Regions from separate parts of the Mus musculus genome. Here region 1 is linked to region 2. Evidence: chromatin loops called from intact Hi-C (ENCODE). Cell type or tissue: gastrocnemius. All regions are shown on one strand. Links, peaks and the distances in the headings refer to the core of each region. The heading gives the core; the rest is flanking DNA.

Region 1 (5,377 bases), core at 78-5,077, 110 kb before region 2:
ACTGGGTGAGGGCTATGTACCTGCCACTTATGAGCTCAGTGCTAGTAAGGAAACGCCTCAACATCTGGGATTTTCCCTGCAGTCTGGGATTGAGGGAGACAATACACATTTACTTGCAAAGTTGTGAAGATGAAATGGGGTGAGGCACAAATTCCTCAGCATGCTATGCTAACCACTAGGTGGGTGGCAGTCCTTAACATTAGAATGACCTTGCAGTTATGTTAGCCTCACCTTCTCCTTATAAGATTAGGAAAAGGGAAGCGAATGAGTCTGACCTGTGTTTCTCTTCCCAAGACTTAAGTGATACAGGTCCATTTAGCACAGAGAGGGTTGAAAGTGCCATTCACTTGCTCAGGGCTCAGATCTTGACACTATAAAAAATGACTTGCCGGGCGTGGTGGCGCACACCTTTAATCCCAGCACTTGGGAGGCAGAAGCAGGCGGATTTCTGAGTTCGAGGCCAGCCTGGTCTACAGAGTGAGTTCCAGGACAGCCAGGGCTACACTGAGAAACCCTGTCTCGAAAACAAACAAACAAACAAATAAACAAAACAAAAATGACTCAAAACAAAAGGAGGAAGCAGTTCTCAGTGAAGACCCTCCTGTGCCAAGCTCCCTTTGCACTTAAGTTCATCCCTTTATACATAAGATTCATGTAATCCTTTTATTTAGCCTTGTGACCTACTTGGAGAAAAGTGCAGTCAAATGTTGTAAGGCCTGGGGAATGTGAGAGCCAGAGCCAATCCTAGGATCTAAGCTCCTGTGGTCATACACATCTGCAATCCCAGCAGAAGCAAAGATTAATCTGTGAGTTCAAGGCCATCTCTCACTAGAGAGAGAGAGAGACTGTTTTAAAAACAAACAAACAAAACATCCTACAATTTTCTCCCCTTGGCTTATACTGTACACCACTACTTATACCCTTGTTTTAGACTCAAACTTCTAGTATTAGTAATAATAATTTTAAGAGTTTCCCCCTGTGTTAGATAAACACAGTTTACAGGGTTCTAGCACTCATCACCTAGATGCTAAACTCACCAAACCTTCCTGCAAAAGCTTGGCTTCTAGAACAGACTCACATAAATATTCATAAGCATGCAGACATTTAACTTCCAGGGAAGGAGAGCGTCTTTCATTGGCAAATTATCTTGTGCATTCCATGGCTTTTCAAATGGAACTAAAGATCTCTGATACTTCTCTTAGCTGCAGTGCTATTAGCTTTTGGAGATTCTGAGCACATACTGGATTTAACCACTCCTGCTTGCTCTCTGAACCGTTTTAACATTAAAATCATACCTGACTGCTCAATTTCTATACACTTTTTTCCACACAGGCAGCAAGCCTATCTAGGAGGGGCACACTTGGAGGAGGTGATGAGCGTATTTTGAATGCACATCATCAGGAGTATCCTAGCCTGATATAGAGACACTTTTGGGACTCCACCTCACATACAAAAAAGGGTTGTTTGTAAGAACTTTACCTGGCTTAGAACACAGAAAGGCAGTATTCAGAGCAGTCAAGACCTGGGAATGTGCAACAACTGCTTTGATAACAGCTGTCCTCTGAACCTGGGGCATTTTTAATATACCAAGACCCATTTAGTAAGCCACCAGAAAGGAAGATGCCATGAGATTCACAAGGCTGCATCTTACAGGCTTTACCAGTCACTTGGTCATTTGTGTTTGTTGAGTCTGGGTCAGTTTCCGTTTTTATAAAAGGATTTAACCCCTGCCCTATGACTTAGCTGCTGTGGTCAAATGGAAATAACAAGGCAGGAAGACTGCAAACACCAAAGTACTCCTAAGTGTGTACTACAAAATTTAGAAATGTTACAACAGTAACAGCTTGTGTAGTGTGTTCTATCATTATCCCAGTTTACACAAGGTCATCTCAAGTCTTGGATGGGTTAAATAGCTTCCTCCAGGTTACTCAGTCAGAGAAGCTGATGTAAGAATTAAAACCCATGTGCTCTTAATCACAAAGCCACACTACTTAGATCAATGGTTGCCAATCTTCCTGATGCTGTGACCCTTTAATACAGTTCCTCATGGTGTAGTGACCCCCAACTAATTATTTTTGTTGTTACTTCGAAACTGTAATTTTGCTACTATTAGGAATCGTGATGTAAATACCTGATACATGTAACCCCTGAAAAGGGTTGTTCCACTCCCAAAGGGGTCACAGCCCAGAGGTTGAGAACTGCTGGCTTAGATGATGAAATGGCTTGAACTATTACATAGCTCAGTTACAGTGCAGCACCATGGAGTCAGTTGCAGAAGGGAGGGGTTCAAGATAAATTAAATCTTATAACCCTATTATCTCAGCTATCTCAGTTTGAACACTTGAGACCTTAGTTCAGGCTAGGATCCTTCTTGTTAACCTTCAGTGAGACTCTACATGTAACACACATAGATTTTAAGTACGCACTTGGTACATAAATACACATTAGCTATTAACTGAACATACCGACTGAAACTAATCTTAATTCTAGGATTTTCATTGTTTAGTGTGTGAGAGAGAGGAGAAAGAGAAAGAGACTGAGGGGGGAGGGAGGAAGAGAAGGACAGGGAGAGAGGGACGGAGTGGGTGAAAGAGACTGGGGACAGAGAGAAGAGAGGGAGGGGGGAGAGAAGGAGAGAGAGGGAGAGTGCAAGCCTTTGGGTGCATCAAAGAACAACTAAGGTGGTGGTTCATGCCTTTAATCCCAGCACTTGGGAGGCAGAGGCAGGCGGATTTCTGAGTTCGAGGCCAGCCTGGTCTACAAAGTGAGTTCCAGGACAGCCAGGGCTACACTGAGAAACCCTGTCTCAAAAACAAACAAACAAACAACAAAAAAAAAACAACTACAGGAGTTGGTTCTCTCCTTCCATCCTATAGATTATGGGATTGAATTATAGTAGTCAGGTCTGGTGACAAGCACCTTTATATACCTGCTGTAATAAACACCATGCCCAAACCAACTTGGGGAGGAAAGAGTTTTTTATTTTACTTCCATTTAACAGTTCACCATGGAAAGCAGTTAGGACAGGAACCTGGAGGCAAGAACTAATGCAGAGGCCACGGAGAGGTGGCTTCTTACTGGCTCGTTCACCCAACTTCTTATAGAACGCAGGGCCACTAGCCTGGGGGGGGGGGGCACCCACCATGGACTTATCCTCCCCCATCAATCTCTAATTAAGAAAATGCCTGCTTGCAGCCTGATCTACTGGAGGCATTGTCTCAATCGAGGTCCCCTCCTCTCTCGCTTGAGTCAAGTTGATATAAAACTAGTCAGCACGACTGCTGAGCCATTTCACCAGCCCAAGAGCCTTCATTTTTCAAAGTAGGACTGGCTGCAGGTAGCTTCGATGCTACAGAATTCAACAACTTACAGTTCTGGTTTTTAACTGAAAATCGCAGAGAGCGCATGTCCCGAGCGCTCCCACAGTCAGCCCAGCCCTGCCCGGCTGCTTACCGAGGACTGGCCCGGGAAGTCCTGCTTAAATGTGGTGGCCAACGAAATGGGCAGCACCACGGCACGAGAATTCCATTGCTCAGGCTCTTGTCCCACGTGGATGGCCTGAGTGGCGAAATGCTGGAAACTAGGCAGGAAGCCGCTCAAAGAGGCGTCCTTCTGCATGCTGGGGCAGGAGTGCGAGGTGTTGCTTTGGCTAAAACCTTCTGGACTTTGGCGCTTATATCCAGGGTGGGGAGGGGCCGACGCAACCAATCATCGCTGGTCCCTAGGCAGCGGCCCTGCTTATTGGTCGGCAGTGGAGGTGTTGCCCCGATCGTTCCTGCCCCGCCTCCCAGTGGCACAGAGCAGTGCCCACGTGGGACACCTCAGCACTGAGGTGCAGCACTCAGCCCAGAGATCCCCTTTGTCTGCAGGATAGGGACGCAACCTCCAGCAGCCTCGCGTGGCCCCAGAGTTCCGGCAAGGGTCACGCAGGCAGGTGCTTCCCTCGGATCTGAGGACCGCCACAGCTGTGCCACCAGCGCCCGCGTCTCTACTCTGGCCAAGATCAGGCCTTAAGGCCCAAGCTTTGCTCCCAAAAAGACGTAGCTTTGACCTAATTTTACACCTTGTCCGAGAACTGGGGAATTTAAGGAGTTTCTGTACCTGGGAAGTCGAACCTAAAACTTTGTTTTTTTTTTTGTTTTTTTTTTTTAAGATTTATTTATATTTACTTATTATTATATGTAAGTACACTGTAGCTGTCTTCAGACACACCAGAAGAGGGAGTCAGATCTCGTTACGGATGGTTGTGAGCCACCATGTGGTTGCCGGGATTTGAACTCAGGACCTTCAGAAGAGCAGTCGGGTGCTCTTACCTGTTGAGCCATCTCACCAGCCCGAACCTAAAACTTTGAAACACTGTTGAACGAATTTGGAAGGTGTTAAGGAATAAACAACTGATTTTAAAAGCTACGGTTTGGAAAAGCTACGAAGAGCAAACACAATCAGTATGCTTTTCAAATTAGCTCCAGACACAATCACCTTCCAGAACCAAGTGTACACTGCCAGAGGCACAGGGGAAGCGGGTAGCCTCTGAAACACTAACGGGTTACCATGCTTGCTTGATTAGTATTTCTCCTTTTAAAGTATGTTCTCAGCCTGAGTATATTTTAACGATGTGTTTGTGTGTGTGTGTGTGTGTGTGTGTGTGTGTGTGTGTGTATTGCACCACATGCATACTTGATGTCTACAGAGGTCAGAAAGGCTGTTGGATTCCCCTGGAACTGCATTTGGAAACAGATGTGATCTGCGTGTGGGAGAGAAAGCCAAGCCCTGGTGCTCTGGAACCAATGCTCCTGCGGGCAATGCTCTTGCTCCCTGAGCCATCTCTAAAGACGTAAGTACATTTTGATGAGATCACAGAAAACACCGAGGAGTAGAAGGGCCTGAAACAGTTCTGAGTCCAGTTCTAAGTACAGTTGGTAAGCCCTGGGTTATACAAACATGGATGTTTTCTATTTGTTTGTATACTTGTCTGTTTATCGTATTTGAGAGTGCAGAGGAATGTGTGGCACACCCATAGAGGTCAGAGGACAGTCTTCCACCTCCCTGTTGACGCAGGGTCTTTGCACTGCTTACCCCAGGCTAGACCACCCAGGAGCTTCAGTGGATTCTCTGTCTTCTACAGTAGGAGAGCTGCTATTACAGATACACAGCAGCACAAAGGTAGATGCTGGAGATAGAACACAGGGTGTCAGGCTGTGCGGCAAGCATTTACCCACTGAGCCATCTTCCCACTGGACATTTTATTTAGTGTAACTGTCACAAAGAGGTCTTTGAAAAGTGGCCCTTATACAGACTTTCTAAATGAGAGGCTTCTGATAAAGTTAGAGGAAGCTGTGGGGTGGCAGCCCAAGATTTAAATTTCTCTATTCACAGG
Region 2 (5,377 bases), core at 223-5,222:
GGTTTAGGCCATTACACCAGTCTTTTAACTCTACCTTAGTACTGTGTCAGCCATTTCTAAGCAGAAGACCTTTACGCTTTATAAAGTAAAAGGCAGCACAGGTAAGAAAATAACAATCACTTGAGAACAATTTTACTGACCTCATATGCCTCTTTCTAATTATATCATGAAATATTCAATAACTCATTAAAGTATATTTTTCTTGAAAAGTGGGTAAGATCATTAAAGTGATCACTGATCATGTTTGGTTATGAAGGCTTCAAATGAATATCTGTTGACAGTAGCCTTCGAGTACAGCATAACACTGACATGTGTCACTGGGATCCTTACCTAGGTAAGTATCCCATTGTGAAATTCCTTTAAAACTAAATACTTTACTATCCACTTCTACAATAAACACCATGTCTATAAATCATAGCAATTGAGAAGTAAAAGCAGGAAAATACTGATTGGAGGTCAGCATAGCCTACGTTGACCCCCCCCCCCCCCCCCCCCGACACACACACTTACGAAGCCCTTCCCTGGTCTGAAGTGTTTTAGTAAGTGTGTTTGGGGTATGCATTCTTCAAAATGGAATGCTGATGAACTCAAGAATCTTGTTCTATGAAAGGCAGGAAGGCTGACCTTATTCTGTGAATTGGTGACAGCTGCCATGCTACTGTTTGAAGGTGAGTACACAGTACCCTATATCATTTCAAGGAATAAACAAACCCTGCAACTATTCAGCTTATGATGGAATTACCCATATCACCACAAAAAGACCAGCTTAAGTCTATCACAACCTCCTTTAAAGTATTGTTCACTAGCTAGGTAGGTCTACAAGGGGAAAAAAAAAAAAACTAAACAAACAAAAAAGTAAAAAGCCCAATACAACACCCACTTCTTCTTCTTTTTTTTTTTTTTTTTTTTTTTGGTTTTTCGAGACAGGGTTTCTCTGTAGTCTTGGCTGTCCTGGAACTCACTTTGTAGACCAGGCTGGCCTCTAACTCAGAAATCTGCCTGTCTCTGCCTCCCAAGTGCTGGGATTAAAGGTATGCGCCAACACTGCCCGGCTAACACCCACTTCTTTTATCTTTTATAATACAGTATAGATTTGCTTTGGAGAATAAACAAAGTGAGTGACTATAATAAAACTTTTAGTAATCTGCAAGATTAAAATCACAAGTTGAATATATAATCTTTTTTGTAGTTTTAATATTAGTTTTAGGAGCAATCTGAAGGGTAGGATGTGTTGAAATAAACAACATCAATTTCTGTATGCTTTTTTATAAGGAGCTACCCTGTGGATTTCCAAGGTCAAGATTCTGCTCCAAACAACTGTTCCTAAAACACTACGAAACTGTTAACATACTTATGTCAAGCACTAAACAGTTATGTAAAAATATTTCAAGTAGGGAAGTCATGAAAATTAATAATTAACACATAAGACTTGTATGATTAACTTCAGCATGATTAGTGATTACACACACAACAGATGACTGTGATGATTCTCATTTCTTATTCTGAATTTAAGGGACAGCATTAACCACCAAAATTTGGCTGGTAGTTTTACTAACATTAACCACTATGTTTTCAGTAAACGTTATAATTGTTTCTAGAGGACATACAATTATTTCAAATGTGTTTTCTATCTTCATACTTTCTTTGTTCCTTACAATGAATACACGTTTAATACCGCGGCAATAAAAACCACTTTTAAAACAAGACAAAACCCACATAAACCCTAACTCAAATTTAAACATTCCGTAAATTATTTAAACACAACAGGATTCAGCTATGATGAATTTCTCTGAATTATATAAAAACAGCATTCAGGTCTATTGACTGAGTCTTCTGTCTAAGGGTTATAGGGTTTGATGCACTTCCCTAGTTCAAAATTACTTAAGAGCAATCCTTATTTACATCAAGTGAATATAACAGCAACAATTTTACTTCCTTTCTAACAAAGCACTGGGTTAGTTTTTCCTTTAAAAGGGGGATTTAATCGAAACATTAAGTGCCCAAAGCAAAATGATGGTATAAACAACACCAAGAGGAAAAACATTCCTTAAACTCCAATCGGGCGCTTATCCCTGGCCTGCGGCCTGGCAGGCCCGCGGATTTTCCACGCTAGGCTCCGGCGGACCGCGCGCCTCGCCTCACCGGAAGGGCCTCGGGCCCGCAGCGCCCCGGTACTCACTCCGGCGGGAAGAGGCGCAGCTCGTCGATCTTGCCCAGGAAGCCGAAGAGCGTACGCATCTGCTCTGAGCTGGCGCTCGGAGACACGTTGGTCACCTGGATCACCTCGGTGCCGCCGCCTGGCCCGCCACTGGGGCCTGGGCCCGGGCCTGGCGCGCTGGGGACCACTGCCGTGCTGCTCATGGCGCGGGCTGCCTCCTGCTCAACACATCAAACACAAGACAGAGTGAGAGCGCGCGGCACCGGCCGCCGGCCGCACACAAACGGCCGCGGACCTCGCGCAGCGCAGCCGGCCCACAATTCCACACGCCCGCCCGCGCATGCGCCCATATCCCGGAAGTACGCGTCCAGTTCGCGCTCCCGCAACTGTCCCGGCTGCGCCCACCCAGCTGAGCCACCTCAGAAATGGTTCCTGCTTACTCCACATAGCACCAGAAGCATTTTCAGGCAGAATCCCTCCACCTAGCCGCTGAAACCTCCAGCAAAGACAGTTTAACACACACGCCCTGCCTCTCTGTTCGCTCACTGAACTTAGCTTACCTTTACTGTCCTTCAATATATTACAGTATACGGTCAGCAGTTTGAAATACACCCGCTTTAACACGAGCATTCTTCACTACAAAAACAAAACAAAGACCCCTGCCTTATTTCTTCAGCCACATCTGACCTATTCCAGTTCTCCAACATAAAAAACCCAAATTACTTTCTCTATGCCTTTACAGAAGCCACTAAGTTCCCTAATCTCATCTCAATACCACCTGTTAGTAACAGCACTGCTTTTGTTATTCAAATGTATGTCTCAGACTGCAGAACCTAGCACAAATTCTGAGTTACTTCCAACGAGCACTGAACACATGAACACTCACCCCACCCTACTTTAATTAGTCATTTATCATACAGGCCACGCTAATTTATTTGACTCAAAACTACCGAGAGCTAAAAACCTCAGACTTTACACGGAGAGTTACAAATCTCTACACTTGGCAAATAACTCTTGGCCAATACTGAAAAGGATGCAACTGACTTGCTAGGTCTACTCACTAGTTCAGTGACATAGTTCTTAAGCACAGAAGGGAGGGGCTGACTAATGTGCCTCATCAGAGTTTAAAACAAAACAAAACACATGATCACTCATCAATCACTCCCAAGATAGTGTTAAGTAGTTTCTCGAATAACAGGTATCACTCACTGTTAATTACAGATTCTCACAGATCAACGTTCTTAGTATCAGGAGTACATACAATGCCCATGACAGAACAAAGAACACAATAATAAGAGCTCAAGCTTTGTCTTTTGATTTTCAGTGTTATTTAACATCAGTTTATTAGCTGTAAAAGGTATATGAAAATCTTTAATACTGTTTTACATTTCAAACAAAAAATTTTATTACTTATTTATAGTGTATGTGTGCGTCACAGTGCCCTTTGAAGGTGCCCTCATTCCACCATGTGGGTCCCTGATCAAACTTGGGTTTAATCCATCTCTACATTTTTCTATATGCTTTATGTTTTATAATAAAAATTATAGTTAAACCAACAGGGTTTCTCTGTATAGCCCTGGCTGTCCTGGAACTCACTTTGTAGACCAGGCTGGTCTCGAACTCAGAAATCCGCCTGCCTCTGCCTCCCAAGTGCTGGAATTAAAGGCGTGCGCCACCACCGCCCGGCATGATAAAATCTTTTAACTACAAATCTGATTTATGTAAGACTTACTGAGCACAGTAATCGAGGGCATTTGATGCAGAAAGGCTAGCAAAAAAGTAATTTATTTAAATATTTTCCATCTGTTTTGACTATCACCATAGAGCTACTAAGTTGAATAGGCAATGAAATACTTATCATTGTTAATGACTTTCACAGAAATAATATAGCTAAAAGCAGGTGACAAAAATCTTAAGACAAACAGTAAGTATATCTAATCTATGACAGTTTAAGTGATCGTAATTATTTGCCAGAAAAGGCAACAGAATTATAGAATCTGGATATAGGCAACAAATTCTTTCTTCTTACTATTTCTCCAATATTATAAAGGCATCCCAAACTCACAAATTTCTCCAAATACTATATCTCTACTAACTTCTAGAGATTTCTGAGATGCTAGAAGTATAGCATAACACAGAAAACAAAGAAAAGACAGCCAATGTTCCCAATCTATTGGAATTGCAGTTCTCTCCATAAGCAAACATAGAGATGTAAGAAATGCATGTACTAAAAAGGCAAGAAACTCTGCACAAATTAACCTCTTTTTCTCTTACTAGAACGGAAACTACTTATTTAATAAGTCAGTCATCAACTATAGCTTTCAACTATGAAAAAAGTCTAATATATAAACAAAATTTCATGAGGGACACAGCGATGTTTGAAAATGTACTATTAAATTGTAGTGGTAAGAATGGATTTCCCTATCTTTATTTGATAATAAGTTTTACTTTCTGTCACGAAACAAATCAGCACTTTCTGGGTGACTTGATTGCTTATTTTTTTTTTTTAAGTAATGTCAAGCGATATTAAATAAAATGCATATAATAAACCATAGCCAAACACCTCCATTAAAAAAAAGGCAGGTATGCCTAATCTTTAGCAGGACAGAAGAGGGCTGCTTTTCAGTATTCCAGAGCTGGTGATAGAACCCAACGTCTTTGCAAGATATGTAAGTGTTCTATAACTGAACTACATCCCAAAAGATGTGATCTTTTATTTTATTTGGCGCTACTTCAATAATGCAGAATGTCTAATTAAAAAAATTTTAAAATTTATGTCTGTGTGTGTACCTGTATGAGCCTTTATGTGCACCATGTGTGTGCAGATGCTGGCAGAGGTCATATTCTCTGAAACGGAGTTAAAGGCAATTGTGAATTGTCCTGGAACTCACTCTGTAGACCAGGCTGGCTTTGAACTCAGAAATCCTCCTGCCTCCTACCTCCCAATTGCTAGGATTAAAGGGGTGCACCACCACTGCCGGGCTTCAGTAGGTGCTTTTAACAACTGAGCCTTCCAATTGTCCCCATATTGTCTAATTTTAAAACCCACAAATACTTTGAGTGCCACTACTGAAAAATGTTTCATTTTAAATGCATTATTAGTCTTAAGGTAATTCAACTACCATAAAGAACTAGTTGTCAAGACTACCCTCATATATTTTATAAACAAGCTCAATCCATGAATTACCTTCCAGTTTCTATCAATTAGCAACAAATAGA

The links. A loop is a pair of places that touch in the nucleus more often than their neighbours do. Peaks named below come from ENCODE experiments on the same cell type or tissue, not always from the same donor. Only the 100,000 strongest peaks of a DNase experiment are listed, where the experiment ranks them.
Region 1: a loop joins it to region 2, with 2.7 times the contacts of the local background. A loop is called at or near these places in 1 of 42 quality-filtered maps.

The regions. Positions count from the first base shown.
Region 1 is chr3:157,921,413-157,926,789 of GRCm38, forward strand. Cth (cystathionase (cystathionine gamma-lyase)) reads right to left here and starts at 3,651. Exons shown (of 12, transcript NM_145953.2): 1 at 3,454-3,651. The coding sequence starts at 3,618. It overlaps 1810013D15Rik (a long non-coding RNA gene), which reads left to right and starts at 3,796. Exons shown (of 6, transcript XR_867796.2): 1 at 3,796-3,934; 2 at 4,691-4,834; 3 at 5,377. In gastrocnemius, for the core only: no CTCF peak of the experiment used is centred there; DNase peaks (open chromatin) are centred at 3,187 and 3,730; H3K4me3 peaks cover 1,827 bases; H3K27ac peaks cover 1,678 bases.
Region 2 is chr3:158,029,273-158,034,649 of GRCm38, forward strand. Srsf11 (serine and arginine-rich splicing factor 11) reads right to left here. Exons shown (of 13, transcript NM_001379531.1): 2 at 2,180-2,376. Among named protein-coding and RNA genes, the nearest start is that of Srsf11, 4.6 kb to the right of the region's middle. In gastrocnemius, for the core only: no CTCF peak of the experiment used is centred there; a DNase peak (open chromatin) is centred at 2,494; H3K4me3 peaks cover 2,280 bases; H3K27ac peaks cover 1,675 bases.